Linked DNA regions of Homo sapiens: region 2 is linked to region 1. A link is an interaction called in ENCODE POLR2A ChIA-PET data of the cell type or tissue named here. Cell type or tissue: IMR-90. All regions are shown on one strand. Links, peaks and the distances in the headings refer to the core of each region. The heading gives the core; the rest is flanking DNA.

Region 1 (7,491 bases), core at 1,338-6,337:
ATTGAAATCTTACTGGTACACAACTAGCCATTTACTGATAGATTTAGTGGGCAGATTTTCTCAACCACAGCACAAAGTTAGCTTCGAAGGGCTGGAAAGATAACTCCAAGGGAGTTTTAATATATTATTGTATTAGTGTTTATTGCTAGTGTTTTGTTTGTAAAAATTAAATAGGTTTCCCAAAGCACATACCTTTTGACCCCACTACATTAACAGAGGCTTAATTATTTACATGTGTCTAAAGTTTGATATTACAAAAAGGAATTTTTATACATTTTTAAATACTAAGATGTAATATCAATTGATGATAATTTCAATACATACCCAAATTATTTATTGACCTAATACCTGTATTTCCTTATAAAGCCAAACTGAGTTATAATAAATGCTATACCTTGACCTTGTTATCATCATAATTTGTTTTTATTGTTAGAAAAACCTATATATCACATGACATGTGTAAGAAAGGGAGGAGGGAAGAAGCTGATTTATTTGCTCTCCAACAAATCATATTCACCTTCTTCCTTGGAGGCCACTTGACCTCTGCAAACCCATATGTCATCCATCTCTCTGTCCTCCAAGCATGTGGTCACTGGTTGTGGGTGGGTTCTACACTCTGTGTTTGTTTTGATAAATGAAGAGCTGGCTCAAATACCATGTGTGACCTGACCGAGACTGAGTCTCAGGTTTCTGACATGTGAGGCTGCCATGGAGGTTTTGTTGAGTGTAGAGAGAAATGGCCACAAATTTGAAGATGTTGTCTATCTCTAGAGCTGGTGTTATTCAGTCATGTTGGGCAGATTCTGTTTTCTGAAGGGTGAAGAATAATGGAGATGGGATTATTCTTGAATGCTGCTGATTCTTTGGAGTTTGCTGAGTTGCTTTAGGAAATAAGAAATGAATCGGAGGCCCAGGTAGTTCCTCACTGCCTCCAGGACCCAGCATCACTGGGTCACCCTAGGGAGCAATGATAAAGAGAACATCAGGGACAATATCCCTGGCCTGGACTCTGGTCACCTAAGAAGGGGCACCCTTGGCAGTGACAATGAAAGAGAGAAAAATGTAGTGGATTCTACCTGATGAGGATCCCAACTGGAGTTGTTCTCAGATCATTTTGTGAACACACAGGAGAGAGCAATTAGGGAAATTCAGAGAAAATTTTAGGGTATTTGGAAAGGTAGAATCAACACAGTACTCAGAATTAGGATCCTGGACATTTGGGAGTTAAACATAAACGTGACCCCATTTTACCATCACTGACTGAGGAGGCTTACTAATTTGGTATATGACTATATCTGCATTTATTAATTTTTTCTAACTGCAGTATTTCCAGAACTTTACATGCAGTAACTTGGTTCTTAAAAAAGCCTTGCCAGGGTTGGGCGTGGTGGCTCACACCTGTAATCCTAGCACTTTGGGAGGCCGAGGCGGGCGGATCACGAGGTCAGGAGATTGAGACCATCCTGGTTAACATGGTGAAACCCCGTCTCTACTAAAAATACAAAAGTTAGCCAGGCGTGGTTGTGGGCACCTGTAGTCCCAGCTACTTGGGAGGCTGAGGCAGGAGAATGGCGAGAACCCCGGAGGCGGAGCTGGCAGTGAGCCGAGATCATGCCACTGCACTCCAGCCTGGGTGACAGAGCGAGACTCCATCTCAAAAAGAAAGCCTTGCCAGGCAGATATTGTCCCCATTTGACTTATAGGATTAGTGAGGCTCAGAGTGTTGAGTAATTTGCACAATGTCACTCAACTGCTTGAATGGTAGGTGTGTCTGTTCTCAAAGGCTGGGCTACATCTCCTCACTAGCTGTATCCCCGATTTCCAATCCTGGGCTTGATTCCAAAGGATACAGGAGTCCTGTGGAAGGATAGGCTTGCTACACCTTGAATCCCACTTAGAAGTTCACCTGAGGGATGGCTCTTGACCATGACTGGGCCGGTCATCACACCTCATCCTGTAGGGAGAAGGGGTAGAGCACATGGATAGAGGGAAGGAGGAGGGATTTCCTAAGGGTGATTGTGTTCTGGCCCAACAAATCCACACTGTCCACTATATCTCCCCATGTGAGGAAGCGATTTATCACTTGGGGGTGGGAGATCAAATGGGTGAGGAAGATTGCATCACACAGAGCAGAAGCTTCAAGGGCTTGCCTCACAACTGATTCATTGCAGTGATCTCCAGAGCCTGAACCCCTGGGATCCAGGCCATCATCTCCCTGACAGGAACAGATAACAAACTTGTTTCTCCCCACAACTGATGCCTGAAACCAATCTCAAACTGCCCACCTCTTCCCTGGAAAACAGTCCTCATAGATGAGTAACAAGATTGCCAACTCCAAGGGCACCAATTCTAATCTGTCTTGTCAGGTCAACCCAGACAGATTTCTTTCTCAGAAAATTGATTTCTTCAAACAATTATATAGCAAGCATTTGCCATTCCCTTAAAAGATGGACACAATGACAGAAAAGAAGCTAGAACATAGTATCCATATAATTTTTATACCACCCGTTGCAGACTGAGACAGAGATTAGGCTGGGTGACATGCAGTGTGTGTCACCCACATAGAAGTGGCAAAAATTATTTAGCTTAAAATAAACGGTTACCATGTATAATTAAAACTTTCAAAGAGTTGTCCATTGATCGAAAAACATGATCCCCTGCTCTTGTTTCCAGCTGTATGTGGAGCTGATTGGCTCATTTAGGGGCAATATGCCTTTGATATTTGAATCCGTCGTTCACTTTAACTTTAAACAGACAGGCTGGGGAGAGGAAGCTGGGCTGGTGATGTGCTAATTCTTGTTTGTGATTTACCCCCGAGAAACTATAAGAAACCTGCAACTTATTGTACATTAACAACTGAAACTGGAGACAACCACATCTGGTTTGTTGGTTGGTCCTCCCCCACCCCTCCCTCTGCTTTTTTAAAAAAACACAGCAACCCAAAATGCTCAAGCTAGATAGTTTGATTAAAATGGTTAATTTATCAGGGATAAAAGGTTGGAGGATAAATTACTCCCGAGAGAAAGGTTGAGTCATTTTGCAAGACGGGTTATAAGCATCAGTAGATAAAAGCAATTTTTTTAGCCTATTATGGAATTTCTCAAAGCCGTTGTATAAAGAATGTGTGGTAAAGCTTTTAAAATGGATTCAAGTTTTGCAGTTGGAGGGCCAAGTGGCTCTGAACCACTGGAGTAGTCTGTCTGGTACCGGTTTTGGTCTCTCACAGAGGCCCATGGTCCTGAGGAAGCAGATGGGGTGTGGGTTGGTTTGAGGTAGGAAGCAATCAGCTTAATAAGGGGCCCCTTTGTCCATTAAAAATATATTTTATGATTGCATTGGTGTGAAGAAAAATATATTAATATTATATATGAAAACATTTTAAACTCTTCCTCTCACTCCTCCTCTCCCCTTCCCTCTTCTCTGCTTCCCTCTTCCCCCACCCTGCCCCTCTGTTTCCACCTGCTTTCCTGTCCATTCCTTTCCTTGTTTCTGGCTTTGTCTATCCACAACACTCTCCATAGTCTCTTATCCCGGCCACTGCAATGTCTCGCCTGCTGTTTTTCTGACTCACCTTTGAAATATTCCTTTGACTTTAATTAAACTCAAGGGCCTGGAAAACTCATTCATTCCTGTCTTTAAAAAAAATAGACAAGCATAATTTCCAGGCCGTTTTCTTGATTTTCAGTTCCTACACTTTTTTCAGCTCTCAACGACTGTAATCTCTTCTTTCACACAATACTTTCTTTTCCCATAGTCAACCAACTTGGCCTCATGTCAGTTGAGCATTGATTTTTTTTTTTAAGAAAATGCTACCGATAAAGAAGCTAGCACAATGAAAAGGATCCAGTGGCAATTGGAATGAATGGCCCTACATTTTCAGGCCTTCTGAAAATGATTTTTCATTTATGAGATGCTTTTGACTCTAGTCCAGACCAAAACAAAGAAGGGTCAAATTTTCCTGAGAATCACAATGTAGTGACGCCTGGGATTTATTGAGAAAATCTTTCATGATGAGATTTCCAGTTCATATTTCCAGGTGTGGAAAGTGTTTTCCCAGTTTAATGAGAGCACCAACAGGGTAGGTACTTGCCTGATTCAAACAGGTAAATAGATTTGTGGTCTTCCCATTACACGTGGGTTTTATTGATTCTACCGCTGTTAGTTACATGGGATTAAGATGATGTTGAAATGAACTCACCATGCTCAGGTCCTAGAGAGAAAATCCATGACTCATATGGATGAGTCTTAGTGAATGAGGTTTGCTAGAGGATTGTGTGTCTCTTGGGAACTTCAAAGCTCAGAAAAGAAGCTGTTTCTTAAAACTAGGCAGGAAAACCATTTATGAAAACTCTGGCCATGATTTCAGAGCACATGAGAGGATGGTGAGGAAATGAGAAACCAAATGAAATGCCAAGGAAAGAAGTTACCATTTTCTGAGCTTCCACTGTGTTCTGGACACATCACAGACAACATCTCATTTCATCCCTCTCAGGAGACCCAGCAGGAAAGTATTCTCTGTGAGCAACCCCACTGCAACCACCACCCACTTAACAGGTGAGGAAACGAAGGTGGAGAGTCTAAACAACTTGCCCAAGTTTACATACAGTTGCTGTATAAACCCTTTTGCGATTCTTTTGCCTTTGAAGAAACCATTCTTCCAGCATCTCTTCTTGGAGACTTAAGAGTAGAAGCTGTTTATATTAGGCCTTCCAGAAAAGTGACGTTTTTATTTAAAAAGAAAATATTAGCATGTTGTTGGAAGCTCCAAGTCTCCTATGGTAGGACAGGAATCCAGCTAGCGGGGAGGGACTTGGGGGCTGGGGAGACTGGGCATGCACCAGTGAGGAGCCGGCCATCAGCCATCTGCTCTGGGCACTTTATGTGGTTCCTTCACCCTTCCGGGCACCACATTACAACTGTCACAGCAAAGTCCTTCGGGGTGATGTGATACAAAGATGACATTCCCATTTATTAAACTCCTTGAACGAAAATAAACAGAGGGAAATTATTAAATATTGCAATATCGCATATGTTGTGTCTAATTTAGGATTCACCATAGACTAAAATCATCACTGTTTACAAAAACACTATCTGAGTGCTGGGTACTTTCAACGAGATTCCTCACATGCAAGGAAAGCACAATACGCATGTTTTCTATTTGAATGCCAAACTCAGAGAGGTTACCTTATTAAAAACCCTAGTTCATATAAATGCCAGGTGTTTTTAGAAAATATCATAGTTCATAAATACTGCATCCCCTCAGATCATCTCCTCAGCCTCTGTCTTCAACATGGTACCAGGAAAAGTGTCAGAACTTGCAAAACCACTTTGAATCCACAAATAAAGGGTGGGTATTAAAAAAAAAATTCAATGCATAAACCCCTGGGAATAATGGAGACAAGCCAAAGAAAAGGGCTTGTCTTTTCAGGAGCTCCCAGAAAGGAGGAAAATCCTCCAGAGAGGCTCCTAACTGGGTGGAAAAAGGCTCAAAATGGAACCAAAGTTTAATTGCCTCTCCAGGAGCCAAGCCAGGCCTGGAGGGAAAATGGGAGACAGGTCTTTGATTCAGCGCATCTGTACCACAGGGGCCTCACCATGTGCAGGCCAGCATGATCCTCCCCCTCCAGAATGTGTTCGCACTTCCTGTATCCTTCCCCAATACACACTAATGCACCTGTGGGGTGGGGAAGGGGCTCTCTTTTAGAGACAAGCTTGGGCCCCAAGAAGGAAATTACATAACAATAAAGTCATTCTGGGTTTGTCTCACTAACCTATAAATTAAGCCTGATCCTGTAGGCCAGAGTGGAAAGGAGTTTGCAGATATTTTGAGCACCCATCTAGTCCAGTGGTTCTCAAAGTATGGTCCCTGGACCAGCAGCAGCATCAACATCATCTGGGAATTTGTTAGAAGTGCAAATTCTCAGGCCCCACCTCAGGTCCATTGTATCAGAAGGTCTTGGTGAGGGCCTAGCATCCTGTACTGTAACATGTCCTCCAAAGGATGCTGGTGCTGATGTGGGTATGCATGCTGTATTTTCAAAATCACTGGCCTGGTTTACTAGGTAATGGTAACCCCCAGGGCTATGCCTTCCTGATTTTATGCTGCCGATAATTGAATGCTTGCTGTCCTTTAATTTAATTTAAGCATTCCCACAACTTTTGTGGTTGGTACTAATATTTTTCCCATTTTACAAATGAGGAAACAGATATTCAGAGATTAAAGAGTACTCAAAACACTGACCTAGTCAATGTGAGAATAAGGTTTAAATCCACAGACAACACTGTTTACATGCATTACGATTCTCCACACTGGAACTCCTCTCCTATCAGAAATATCTGACTTGCGAAAGGAAACTGTAAGAATCAATGAGACCTAATACAGAACATCAGACTGTAGGCTTGGGAGAAATGTTAGAATCCACCCTTCAACTTACATATAAATTCTCTACAGTAATGTTCCGTAAAGGATGTTCCAGGGACCACTAGTTTCACAGAATATTAACAGGCAGGTACACACAGAGTTCCATGGCCAAATAAGTTTGAAAAATGGTGGCTTAAACTTTGCTGAGTTAATTTCTTAGCAGCAGGACTTCTCAGTGCTGTTGATGAACGTGATCAGGCATGAGGTGACCCACCACAGGTACAGTGCATACCATATGTCTCATGTTTAATTGACTACGGAACTGTTTGCTCCCAGAGCATTTCTTGATTTTGTAAGGCTGTAGAATAAGATTTTGGAAGCCCCAACCTACAATATGCTTTGGAAGGCAGGATCCAGGCTGTGGGTGAAGATCTCCAGTCTTAGGACACTTCCTGCTCTCCAGGAAGCCCAAGCTGTGAGCAGATATGCCTGCCTGCTTGGAAGTTCTGTGTGTTGAGTGGAACCTCCTCCTCAATAGCTTCCTGCCACTGCTACTTATTCTTTCCTGGGCAAGACTGAGGGTAAGTCTAGTAAGTCCCTCTTTCACATCCAGGCTCCTTGGAGATGAGAAGGCAAGCACTCTATTCCTTCCTAAGACTTGTTTATCCAGGACTCAACTCTCCAGGCCTTCCAGCCTTTGCTCAGTGCTATTGTCATCCCCTTTCATCTGGATTATTGCAGTAGCCTCATAGCTAGCCTTTGATATTTTGACTCCTCTAATGTCCATGGCAGCCAAAGCAGAAAATATAAATAATCCTATCTTGTCCCTACTTAAAACACTTCAGTGGTTCTTCATGGAACTTGGATTGAAACCCAACTCTCTAAATTGGCCTAATGCCCTGAGACGTCCTCCTCCTCCCTACCTGAAAATTTAACAGTGCCTTTTCTTCACGAAGCTCCAGCTACACTCTCCTCTCCATTCCCAACTGGCTCTTTCCCACCTCCAGGCCTCTGTCCTTGCTGTTCCCTCTTCCTGAAATGCTCTTCCATCACTTACTGAGAGGCTGCCTCCCACTGACCTCTTAGGTCTTAGTTTAAACTGTCACCTTCTCAGAGGCCTTCCCAGACAA
Region 2 (7,491 bases), core at 1,404-6,403, 240 kb after region 1:
ATATTTCCATCATTGCAGAGACTTCTACTGGACGATGACCAGTGATCCCAGAAGGAACCATAGAAAAGAAATGGACCCTAGCACTCCTTAAGGATGGAAGGTACAATTCTCCACAAACCCGTCCATACTACCACTCCCCAGAGGTAGAAGAAATGAGATGACTTAGGTATAGGGGGTTTAGATCAGACAGGACTGCCAGCGTGAGACAACCTGGACTTGCAAGGGGAAGTTGGAAATGAGTTTGAATGAACCCTAAAGAAATCAATGCAACAACCACCCTCCAGATTTATTTATTTTGCTTTATAAAACTTGAGACTACAAATTACATTTGCAGTGCTATTATGTTTAAATGCATTCAAGATGAAATCATGCATGCATCTCATATCATGTTAATAGACATGCATTCAAGTGTAATCTGAAACTCACAAAATATAAAATTAGAAATAAAACATATAAAATTAGAAATAAAACAACTTTTCTCATATCGTATTCATTTAGAAATAATTTCCTGTGGGGTTGGCCTCAACTTGCAACATACTAGAGGGGCACAGATCTGGTTTGTAAAATAGTGCTCACTATGCCTGGCACACAAGCTCACCCAAACACCCCTACTTCCATTTGCCCAGCCCTCCAGTCATACAATATATTCACATACACATAGAGAGCTCATCCAAAAGGCAGAAAAACAATCCTGCCACCATCAGTGAATTCCAATCAGGAGTTGTTTTGCTGCGAGAACTGATTGCAAACCCGTTTTAAGACCACTGCTGTGTACCCTTGGGTATGTCACTTTACCTCTCTGTCTCCACCAATAGAGTTGCACCGGCTCTGGCTTCTGAACAGAATTTTTGTGGGACAAAAATCAGTGAGAGTAAATAAAATCACGGGTATTAAAATACTCTAACTAGTTGATAGTGTTGTCATCATTCATGTTATGACTTGCTCCTAGAGCTTTTATTCTTTATTCTTATGTTTCATGGCTAATATGCCTTTCATGCCAATTATGTTGAGAGTGAGCAGAAAATTCATCTATGACCAATGCAAACTGTCCACTCCTAGGAATGTTCCTTAGAGTGTTATATCAGTGAGCAAATGCATTACAAAATCATGCTATCAGCCAAGCAGGCTCTTAGAGAATTAATCTTTTTCCTTCAGGATTAAGGAAAGGTGTGCTCCACCATTCAAAACCTGTGCTATGGTTTGAATGTTGGTCCTCTCTGAAACTCATGTTAAAATTTGATCTCTAATGCAGCAGTATTAAGAGGTGGCACTTTTAAGAGGTGATTGGGTCCCGAGGACTCTGTCCTCATGAATGGATTAATCTATTAATAGATTAATGGGTTAATGGATTAATGAGTTATCATGAGAGTGGGACTGGTGGATTTACAGGAAGAGGGAGAGAGACCTGAGTGAGCACGCTCAGTCCCCTCACGATGCCATGCCCTGTGCCTCCCTGGGACTCTGCAGAGCCCCCACCAGCAAGTCCCTCACCACATGGGGCCCCTTGAACTTGGACTTCTCAGCCTCTGAGAAGAGGCTTTAAGAAGTGAATTCCTTTTCTTTACAAATTACCCGGCTTCTACCACTCTGTTAAAAGCAAAAGAAAACAGAAGATGTCCTGTCACCCACCCCTTCTGGAATTGTGATCATTCATGCATACTCAGGACAAGGTTAGACAGGTCAGGGTACAGAACCCAAGAAGACTGCTGTCCATGATACTGGTGCCATCAGCTTCCTGTGCACATCAATCAGGCCACCTGCCCACAAAACTTCTCAATGACCTGGCTACTGCTGGACAATTGCAAATGTGGACAATTACCATTTCATTGTGGTGTCCAGGCAGAGAAACAGATCCAAGAGCTGACTTGCACTGGCTTGTTCTACAAACAGAAGATTTTCTCCTAATAGATTCCAATCCATAGGTAGGAATATAGTAGAAAATTGTAGTTTTATTAGAGGGAATACAACTACAATAAGTTAATAATAAATAAATTACCTGCTAAGGATTTCCCATATATTTCATCTCTTAGGAGTAGAGTGACTTTTCCCAAAACCCAAATTGTACAGATAAATGCTCATCCAGATCATCAGCTTCCTTGCTGGTCATATTTCTTAATCAGGGCACTGGGTATTTTTACATGGCTTGGTTAATATCTCTTATCCAGTCTCACCTCCACTTTGACAGTCTCTGAATTTTTATTTCTTTGTGCACCATGGCAAAGATTGCTAGCAGTGATAGTAACAAGGCCTGGCATGTTTGGATTCCAACTTGCCTTAGTTAACGGTCAACTGTAATAGCCATTACCCAAGCCACGTTTGTTTAAATGTTTTCTTCTGTTTGTTTTCAAAACAGTTAACTGCAAGTAGAACTAACAACGAATCTGAATGTCATTTTTTGGGAATATTTCATGATTAACCCAGGGTTTGGAAAAAGGGCACTGTTCTGGAGCATCAAGGAAAATAACTCCAACCTTCTTTACATCAAATGTGAGCCCATTCCGGAGGTCTGTTGGTGTCCAAGATAAATGACTTACCACATGAATAACAATTTAAAACTGCAATGTGAATTAGGACATAACTCATCTGTTAAATATTTCATGTGAAGATGTTAATGAATTGCATGATGGAATGTTGGACAAAAAAGACAACTGAAATCCTGGGACTAATTTGGGCAAAACTGAGAACAGAGTATCCTCGGGAAGATGAGGGGGAAGGAAGGGAAGGCAGCTGCACTCTTGTCCCCCTGGGTATCAGGCTGGCAAATTCAAAAGCTTTCTTAGAAGATTATAGGCAAGGGAGAATGATCAGCAACAACCTTTGGAGAAATATTTAGATCAAAGCAATATGCATTTGTTATAATCTTGGTAAAGCCTGAACATTAATCTCCAAGCTATGGTATTATTTCAGAAATTAGAAAAAAAAATTCTCACAGCAGCAGAAACACCTCATATTTTAGCCTAGTGCAAGTGAAGAAATATAATGATAAAAGGGGAGGAGGTATTTTAAATGTAACCCCTAAATGATTGCATATTTCACTTCTGAAGTATTCCCTGTGGTATGGGGGGTTGGTAATCTTTCTTATACATGCTTTTAAATAACAAAGCACTCCATGATATATGTCTGTGGTGAGAGAGAGGGAGGAGAAATAGCTCACATTATCACACCATTGACAAGGCCGCAGCAGAAGATTTTCTTTGCTGAGGAGGCCTATTTTAATCTGTAACCATCCCTACCTGCTGCCTGTGACTGGCTTCTGGGAACCAGTGTAGGAAGGCCTGATCCATTTGGCCACACATTTCTTTCATAATCACTTTGGTTTTTTTTTTTTTTTTGTCCTGTCAGAGCTTCTCGGAACTGTCACCTTTGGTAAAGTAGAGTAAATGACAATTATAAATGTTTCCTCCATTTGGGTTCTAATTACTTGACTGGATTGATGTTGAAAAGAATTAGCAGGGTTGTGGAATGGAATAATAATTTTCTTTTCACCCTTGAGGTAATCTGGAAGCATTTTTCCAGACTTCATCTGAAGAAACCTATATTCCCTCAGCTTTCCCAGGCTGCCGGAGCTAGCATCAAATTGTTTTTGTCAGATCATTTTATGCTCACAAAGTTCTTCAAATAATATTATTTCAATAAAGTTTTCAAGCCAATACATTTTTAGAGTCAATTCCCACCCTTTCAACCTTTCAGAAGAAAACATTTAAGCCTCGGGCTTCATTGTATTTTAATCAGGGCTGCACAAATCAATGTCCTTTAAAAAATTATAAGCTTCCAAGTTATAGCTCCCTAGTTAATAATTTCTTATTAGGTCACCACCTAATAACAGTTACTAAAGAGACCATAACAAAATTGGGGGTCAAGTTTCTAAACATTTCCAAACCAATAATAATAGAACAGCCACATATAGTTGCCAAACATCTCTGAGTTGGATGTTTATGACTTATTTAATATAAAATAGCACTAAAATCTCCACGTGGGCAGTCCACAGAGCTGGAGGGATGCCTGCAAACCTTCTGACTGTCAGGTTCATGTTACAGGGCACGGAGATGGCAAAGAACTTGCCCAAGCACACCCAGCTCCCTGGAGGGACCTGAGTCCCCTGTGGAGCTCCCAAACTCAAATTCCCTCCAGAGCTGACAGGGAACTGTGGTGAACTGAACACCACCCTGTGCCGCAGTCTCCAGGGAGCTGCAGAGCTCAGCTTGGCCCAACTGGTACCTTGTGGAACACGAGACTCAATATACAGACAGTTCATTTGAAAAACTGACAGCACTCTAATAGGATTGCCAGATAAAGGGGTTTTTTGCTGATGCAAGATCTTGCTCTGTTGCCCAGGCTGGAGTGCAGTGGCGCGATCATGGCTCACTGCAGCCTCGACCTCCCAGGCTCAGGCAATTATCCCACCATAGTCTCCCGAGTAGCTAGGACTACAGGCATGTGCCACCATGCCTCAATTTTTGTGTTTTTTGTAGAGACAGGGTTTTGCCATGTTGCCCAGGCTGGTCTCAAACTCCTGGGTTCAAGCAATCCTCCTGCCTTGGCCTCCCAAAGTGCTGAGATTACAAGTGTGAGCCACCATGCCAGGCAGATAAAATATTTTTGGTTTACTAAATCTGGCAACTCTAGGCTGGGGGTTACACAGAACATCCCCAGGCAATGACCTGGGGTGATCTCTGTTGCATACTTAGCCCTGAGAGAATTGAGACAGTTTGTATCCTGCAGCTTAACAGTTAGGACTGGGACCAAGGCCACCTCCATCAACATGACTTTCATGACTTTGCTATTAGTTCCAGAAAATTCGTGCTCAGAAAGATAATAACTATTGCTTTACTCAGGAGACGTCCCAATCCCAACCAGATCCCCACATTGGAAGACCTGCCCAGACTCCAAAATGCTGTAAATATCCACCCTGGCTTCCTCTTTCTGAGACACTTCTAAGACTATCAAGGTTGTATTCTCCCTTACTGCTGTAGGGAATAAACTGACTTTGACCTAAAAATACTCTTTAAAAAAATAGAGGTGGGGTCTTGCTCTGTCGCCCAGGCTGGAGTGCAGTGGCACAATCATAGCTCACTGCAGCCTCCAACTCTTGGGCTCAGGCAGTCCTCCTGCCTCAGCCTCCTGAGTAGCTGGGATTATAGGCTGAAGCCACCACACCCATCCGATACATGGAATATTCTGCTGGTTTTCTTGTCAGCAGTTAAACCTGCTTCTTCATAGCATTTATCAATATTTGACATTAAATGACATTTTATATTATTTATTGTGTTTCATCCTCATCCAACTAGAGGTTGAGGCTCTTTGTTTACTGCTGTATTCCCTGTACCTAGAGAAGCTACCAGCACAGGCAGGCACTTGTGAACACACACGGGGTGGTTGAATGCAATGTGGATGGAGATATCAATTATTCTCAGGGAGTTTGCTCTCTCCAGACATCTACCTCTGCCATCCATGTGGTTTGGACTCTGTCCCAAGAGCAACAGAGAGCAATGAAAAGGTTCTCAGCAGGGGAGGGAAGGATGTGAGACACAAATAGATTTGTGCTTTGGAAAAATCTACAGGGGAAGTTGCTGGGATGCATGGTTTGTGTCTGGGGGACTGTGTAGGGGTCATGCGTGCTCATCCTACCGGGTGAGAGATGACAGACGGACTGGCATGGAGCAATGGGCACCAGGGATGGAGAGGTGTGATCTTGTTTCTAACCCTCCTGACTGGGTGGGGCCTGGAACCCCTGAGTTTGCCAAAGGCCCATCAGTCGTATCTGAATCTGGCCAGTTACAGCACTTCCCCACCGGCCCTCCCTAACACACACACCAGACCTCAAGGCTCTGTCATTTTAGTTTGATAAGTTTGAACATGCTTTGGCTTCCAAGTAAATTATTTAATGAAACATATTTCTCTGCTCACCAGATATGTCTCCGAATTACCTAAGACTTATTCCATGATGAAAATTATTTTATGGTTGGGTGTGGTGGCTCACACCTGTAATCCCAGCACTTTAGGAGGCTGAGATGGGATGACTGCTTGAAGCCAGGAGTTCAAGACCAGCCTGAGCAACAGAGTGAGACCCCATCTCTATAAAAAGTTTTAAAAAATTAGCTGAGTGCAGTGGCGTACACCTATAGTCTAAGTTCCGTAGGAAGATCACCTGAGCCCAGGAGTTTGAGGCTGCATTGAGCTATGATTGTGCCACTGAACTCCAGCCTGGGGGACAGAAACCCTGTCTCTAAAAAAAAAAAAAAGAAAATTATTTTATAACTTGATTCATAGGAATTATATCACATAGTAATCATAGCAGTAGTAATAATCATAATTAATCCCATTTATGAAGCCCTCTAGTATGTGCCAGGTGTCTGCTAGAAGCTTAAAAAACTTTATTGCTAATCCTAATAACATCCTGCAAACTTGATATTGGAGAAGAGCAAGGGTCATAGAAGAAAGTTATGGGCCTCAAGTCTCCTACTAAGAAGTTACCTTCACCCCTGTTTTCAACCTATACAGCAAAGGCAAAGAGGTTTCCCTAACTGTAAGATGTAGTGTGCTCTCGGTGTTCTTTTCTGTCAGATAAAATGCAAACTGGAGGTATCAAGGTAAGTCATTTGCTACCTAAACACTCTAGAATATTTGCACCAATTAATGCATCTAAATATTCAAATGGGTTCTGTCTTCCCCTAGGTAATGATGACTGATTTGCTTAGGTGATTAGGCCATTACCTTAAGATTACTCTGAGAACAAATTACCTAATCTGGAGGTAGAGTTAAAGAGCTCTCCACTAAAGAGGCAGGGTCTGTAGGATGAGCAGGAATTTATGACAGCCTAAGACCAGTTGAAGAGGGAGTGGGGGAGAAAGTATTTTTGGCTGTGCACAAAATCCTAGGTTGGTAACGAGTTTGAAAAGACTGAGAACGTTAAGACCATGTGGCCCATGCAAGTTAGGAAGCTGCATTTCCTGGCCTTTAAAAGACAAAGACAGGAAGGTTAAAACAAAAACTGGTAATTATTCTGGGGATAGCCTGACACAGCAAAATTGTCCCCTTGGTGGTGGGTCAACAAGACCATCACTTTCTTTTCCCGGAATCTCCAATTCATTGTACATGGAAAGGATGACTACACCAGGAACAGCCAAGGGAAGACCATGCGCTTACGGGTCTGCTCATGCAGCAAGGCAGCCTGGCAAGGCAAGCCACTGGGCTTGGTTCCCTCTGGCCAGGGAGATACCCACTTCAAAGTCAAACACCTGGGTGGCAGATATGATCAGCTGCAGCAGACCTGGCCCAAGGCAGATCCTCCCAGAAGAGCTGCACATGAGGTGATTATGAGGAGGGAGGGGAGGGAGAAGGAGACAGGGAAACATTAAGGAGGGGCGGACGGCACTCTGGAGTAATCACGCACTTTTTTCCCTCTCATTTCCTGGAATCTCAGGACCTTAGAATATGTGGGAGTCAGCCCTGGAGTGGAGAATACCAATTTTTTCTCTTCATCAGGCAGAT

The links. ChIA-PET counts read pairs that join two places held together with the same protein. Peaks named below come from ENCODE experiments on the same cell type or tissue, not always from the same donor. Only the 100,000 strongest peaks of a DNase experiment are listed, where the experiment ranks them.
Region 2: POLR2A ChIA-PET joins it to region 1 with 8 read pairs; 3 of 35 experiments call an interaction of 5 or more read pairs at or near these places.

The regions. Positions count from the first base shown.
Region 1 is chr3:55,199,284-55,206,774 of GRCh38, reverse strand. The region is part of intron 2 of LOC124906243 (a long non-coding RNA gene); the gene reads left to right. Among named protein-coding and RNA genes, the nearest start is that of LINC02030, 24 kb to the left of the region's middle. In IMR-90, for the core only: no CTCF peak of the experiment used is centred there; a DNase peak (open chromatin) is centred at 4,234; H3K27ac peaks cover 1,700 bases.
Region 2 is chr3:54,955,918-54,963,408 of GRCh38, reverse strand. All of the region lies in intron 27 of CACNA2D3 (calcium voltage-gated channel auxiliary subunit alpha2delta 3), which reads right to left. It also overlaps a transcript of LRTM1 not described here. Among named protein-coding and RNA genes, the nearest start is that of LRTM1, 32 kb to the right of the region's middle. RefSeq lists enhancers at 4,252-4,753, 6,582-7,491. In IMR-90, for the core only: no CTCF peak of the experiment used is centred there; no DNase peak of the experiment used is centred there.